Regions from separate parts of the Homo sapiens genome. Here region 2 is linked to region 1. Evidence: read pairs that join two places in POLR2A ChIA-PET (ENCODE). Cell type or tissue: MCF 10A. All regions are shown on one strand.

The links. ChIA-PET counts read pairs that join two places held together with the same protein. Peaks named below come from ENCODE experiments on the same cell type or tissue, not always from the same donor. Only the 100,000 strongest peaks of a DNase experiment are listed, where the experiment ranks them.
Region 2: POLR2A ChIA-PET joins it to region 1 with 20 read pairs; 18 of 35 experiments call an interaction of 5 or more read pairs at or near these places.

The regions. Positions count from the first base shown.
Region 1 is chr1:153,632,721-153,635,220 of GRCh38, reverse strand. It overlaps CHTOP (chromatin target of PRMT1), which reads right to left and starts at 1,155. Exons shown (of 6, transcript NM_015607.4): 1 at 878-1,155. It also overlaps a transcript of S100A13 not described here. RefSeq lists a silencer at 652-731 and an enhancer at 1,072-1,181. In MCF 10A, no CTCF peak of the experiment used is centred here; DNase peaks (open chromatin) are centred at 790 and 1,220.
Region 2 is chr1:153,976,715-153,979,214 of GRCh38, reverse strand. It overlaps JTB (jumping translocation breakpoint), which reads left to right and starts at 1,541. Exons shown (of 5, transcript NM_006694.4): 1 at 1,541-2,045; 2 at 2,202-2,239; 3 at 2,440-2,500. The coding sequence starts at 1,963. It overlaps JTB-DT (JTB divergent transcript), which reads right to left and starts at 1,472. Exons shown (of 1, transcript NR_186180.1): 1 at 55-1,472. RefSeq lists silencers at 1,068-1,362, 1,651-1,700 and enhancers at 1,371-1,420, 1,422-2,070. In MCF 10A, no CTCF peak of the experiment used is centred here; a DNase peak (open chromatin) is centred at 1,504.

The DNA.
Region 1 (2,500 bases):
AAAGCTACCTAGGTGCTTCTAATGTGCAGCTAAAGTTGAGAACCACTGATCTACAGTGAAAATACAGGCAGGGCCGGGCGCGGTGGCTCACGCCTGTTTTCCCAGCACTTTGGGAGGCCGAGGCGGGCGGATCACCTGAGGTTGGGAGTTCGAGACCAGCTTGACCATCATGGAGAAATGTCTCTACTAAAAATACAAAATTAGCCGGGCGTGGTGGCGCATGGCTGTAATCCCAGCTACTCCGGAGGCTGAGGCAGGAGAATCGCTTGAACCCGGGAGGCGGAAGTTGTAGTGAGCTGAGATCGTGCCATTGCACTCCAGCCTGGGCAACAAGAGCGAAACTCCGTCCCCCCCCAAAAAAAAATATATATATATATGTATGTATATATATACATATATATATGCATGCCTAGTTTCAAAAGTGGCTTTCAACTCCAGAATCAAGTAGGGACTTTAACAAGAAACTGACGATCTGGGGGAGTAGGAAAGGTTTTCTAAATTCACCTGGGAATTAGCTCGCAAAGAGCCCTCCACAAAACTTAACCCTAAAGCCGCCATTAATTTCCAACATTCCTCAAAGTCTTGTACTTCTTAATCTCCCTACCATCCTCAAAGCCCTGTCAAGACTTCCACTTCTGCTCTACCCGCCAAGTTTCCTTTTTATCCTATCAAACCCCAACCTCCATCAATCCCGCCACCAGGTTCCAGTTCAGCCCCTCCCCCGCCCCTTCGCAGGGGCTCCGCCTCCTCCCCGGGGCCTCCACGCTCCAACACCGTAGCTATGTCCACATGCCACCACCCCCTTTCCGCGTCCGCCGGCCCCTTCCGCTCCTCAAGACCGCACCTCCCCCGGCTCCTTCTCACTACCGAAACTCACCGAAGGAAACAGACGCCAGTGCTCCTCCCGGGGCTGCCACCACGGCTCCGGCAGGCGGGCCGGGGACCGGCCGAACCTGAGTTGACGGTGGAGGGGCTCGGGTTAGCTAGATGGGCGGTTGGTTAGATGCGTAAGCGGTAGTATGCGAGCTCAGTTCGTTGTTGCTGGTTGGCTGTCTAGTCGGCCGATCCGTCTGCTCACCCGGCCTGCCCTTTCCTGCCTTTCGTCTGCAGCGGCCGCCAGCTCCTGCTCGGTGTCCAAAACAAAATGGCCGCCACGTCCAGTGCTTGTCTGACCGGCTAAAATGGCGTCTACGCAATTACGTCAGGCGTCAGATCCGCGCACGACTAGAGGGCGGGAAAGATTTGAGCTACGCCTGCGCAGAGGTCAGAGGCGGAGCCTTAGGGCGAAGGCGGGGCTTTCCATGCAGTGCCCCGCCCCTAGGGGCGTGGCCAATGGTCCTGTTGTTGGGGCGTGCCGGGGACTTCACGTTCCAGTAGTGGTTGCGCTGCAACCTCTTGGGGGTAGTTATTAATGTGGGCCTTAGAGGGGATTTGGGTCCCGAATTCCCTCGCCCCTCCGTTCCCTAGCCAAGGTACACCGTCTAAAAATCTTTACGCGGACTTGCCTCGTCTTCTTCCGGACAATTGGGCCTGGGGAATTTGCACTGGTTTTCCCCTCATGGCCACTCGCCCAGTCTGAGAGTTGTGAAGTGCCGTAAATGCTCCAGCCAAGGCCCAGGAGGCCAGTATTAGGAGCAAATTCCTCTCCCATCCTGCACCGGCCAACACCACCGCCCGTCCATGTTTTCCTCCTCACTTCCTCCCCTCCCCAACTTGGCCTAGATACTGTTTACTCCTTCTTGGGGTGGGGCACCTTTGCGTCCTCGATTGCGTTTCCATGTCCTCCCCCCACACCTGCCATCCGTGTTTATTTTGTTGCAGACCTACATAGGGATTTCTCTTTTCTCTCTCTGATTTGTTGTTGTTATTTTGAGACGGGGTCTGGCTCTGTTGTCCAGGCTGGAGTCAGTGGCGCAATGAATCACGGATCACTGCAGCCTTGACCTACTGGGCTCAGGTGATCCTCTCACCTCAGCCTCCCGACTCCTAGGATTATGGGCATAAGCTATGTTTCCTGCTCAATAAGGGATTTTTCTCTCTTTCTTTTTTTTTTCTTTTTGCAGATGGAGTCTCGCTGTGTCACCCAGACTGGAGTGCAGTGGTACCATCTCGGCTCACTGCAACCTCCGCCTCCCAGGTTCAAGCGATTCTCCTGCCTCAGCCTCCTGAGTAGCTGGAATTACAGGCGCGTACCACCATGCCCCGCTAATTTTTGTATTTTTAGTAGAGATGGGGTTTCACCAGGCTGGTCTCCAACTCCTGACCTCAAGTGATCTGCCCGCCTCTGTCTCCCAAAGTGCTGGGACTACAGTCGTGAGCCACTGTGCCCGGCCTCAATAAGGGATTTTTCTAATGACTATGTGCACAATACAGTGTACATATGTTTGAGGAATGAGAGAATGACACATCTGCAACCCTTCCTCTGCTCCACTGGCACGTCAAGACCCTTTCATTTTCCTTCCTGGCACTTGGGCGTGTGCGTGTGTGTATGTGTTTGTGT
Region 2 (2,500 bases), 340 kb before region 1:
GAGGAAAAGACTTGCACTTTGTGCCTCCTGGGAAAGAGACTAACGTCTTCAACATACCTTATGGCAGATATTTAATTTCAGAGTAGAGACCCCACTCTGATGCCTGGTAAGGTTATTGGAAGTGAAATATCACAAGATCTTACAGTTTGTTGTGAGATAAGGTAGGATTTGGTGAGGAGTAACAAATACTAGCAGATTTCGGCCCAAACTTCAATTATAGCTAAACATTACTGGAAAAAACCCCACAACCTACTTTATGTAACATATAACTACTCACACACATACACAAAAATAATACACACACAATTTCAGCAAACACAAATAATAATTTAAAGAAACAAATTCAAAATTAGAGCCAGGTATGGTGGCACATGCCTGAAATCCCAGCTACTTGGGAGGATCCCTGAAGACGAGAAGTTCCAGGCTGTAATGCGCTATGATGGCTCCTGTGACTTGCCACTGCACTCCAGTCTGGCAACATAGCCAGAGTCCATCTCGTTCAAAAACAAAAACAAACAAACAAAAAACGGCGAAATGAAGGCTCAGCCCTCATCAGGTTTAGGTGACAGAGCTAGACCCTGTCTAAGAAAAAAAATAAAATTAAATGAAAATTCGTTATCAGACAGTAAAGCATGAACCCACAGTGCTGGTCAAGTCACTGCAGATCTGAGTGTGTATCAAGGTTTAACTCCATAAGATGAAAAGCAGGCAATGAATCTTTGGCCTGGGTGTTGACAGTCTAGGCTCAAGCCTCAGCTTTCCCACTCATTAGCTTGCTGACCTTGGACAAGTCACTTATATTCTCTGAACTTACTCATGAAACGGAGATACATTTCATCTGCCTCTCGCAAGAAAAAGTCCTGGTAAATACACATTAGCATTTCCGTTTTACACAGAACACTGACAGATACTTTCCTAAGATCATGGAGTTAATAACCACCAGAACCTAGACTCAATACTTATGGAACTTCAAATCTCATGCTTTTCTCATTGCACTTATGATTACTCCATTATGTAGGAGCAAGGGAGAGTTGAGAGCATTTGAAGAGGTTATGCAAAGGACCAGCTCTGAGGAGTAGGCTTAGCAAAGTAACATGAGGGAAGGTAACACCGTTCATCTGTGTAGCGGAGTGGGAGCCAAGAGACAAGGAGAAAGTTTCATGTTCGTCATGTGTCTCGGATATTCCGGTTTCTGCAGGGACGAGAACGCGCAGTTTCGCCTCCATCCCTTGACCTCCAACACAGCTTCTCCACTGGATCATCGGTGGCGATGAAGGGGCGGCTGGGGAAGGATGTCAGAGAAACCAGAAGCTTGACGGTGAATCCTCGGGTTTTAAGGAGAGAGCAAAGTCCTGAGAGGGCGACGTATTGTCCCTGCTCACCTAGCCCAGAATGAACAAACACGCGCCAGCCAGGGAGCAGCGAGCCGAGAATTCGGACGAGCCTCTGCAACCGCCATTTGCCGTTCTCGCAAAGACTACCAAGACCACAATGCAACGGGGCGCCGAGCTAATTCCCAGTGAGCAGCAGGCGAGGCGCCACCGACGCGGAAGACTATAAGCCCCAGCGGGCGACGACCGAACGCCCCCGGGAACACCGGGCCCCGAGCTCGGTCCCGCGCCCGAGGATCCTCCACGGGGCTAGATGGCTGCGTCGGGGGCGGGAGCGGAGGTGAGCGGGCGCTAGGGCCGCGAGCCCCCGCCGGCCCTTCCTCCAGCGCCCTGCGGACCCCGCAGAAGGCGCTCGCCTCCCTAGCCCGCAAAAACATATCGATTTTTCTCGCTGTGGCAACGGGGACGTCCTGATAGATCCTCTGCTCCAATAGGCAACTCCGGCCTTCCCTGCCCTGACCTGGAACCTCTGGGAGGGCTGCAGAGTAAGTGCCGCCTCTGCGCTCCGACGGAGGCACGAGGCCTGTGGAGTAGGTCCCTCTGTTCCGACAGGTGCGACACTTGGCGCTCCATGCTTGCGGGTGCCGGGAGGCCTGGCCTCCCCCAGGGCCGCCACCTCTGCTGGTTGCTCTGTGCTTTCACCTTAAAGCTCTGGTAAGGAGGAGGTAAGGGGAGGGAAAAGGAGGTCACTGGAGGACAGGATCGTTCCCGGCCTCGGGGCTGGGGGAGATCTTATCCATGGACAGCGCAGGAGGGGGTGCCCTATTTTCTGGGTTTTGACTTTTGTCCCTTCCCCCAACTCCGCTACAGCCAAGCAGAGGCTCCCGTGCAGGAAGAGAAGCTGTCAGGTGGGTGATTGTCTGGGAACCCGACACGTCCCGTCGTTTGTTTTTGGTTTTAGTATCTTCCCCATATACCAAGAGCACAGGTGGAAAAGGCCGGCACCACATGGAATGAGGGCAAGCGCTGTGCCGGGAAGTTGGATGGGCAGAGCCTGGGAGAAATGTTTTCTGAATGGCCTGGGGCTGGCATTTATCTTTCCTTTCAGCAAGCACCTCAAATTTGCCATGCTGGCTGGTGGAAGAGTTTGTGGTAGCAGAAGAGTGCTC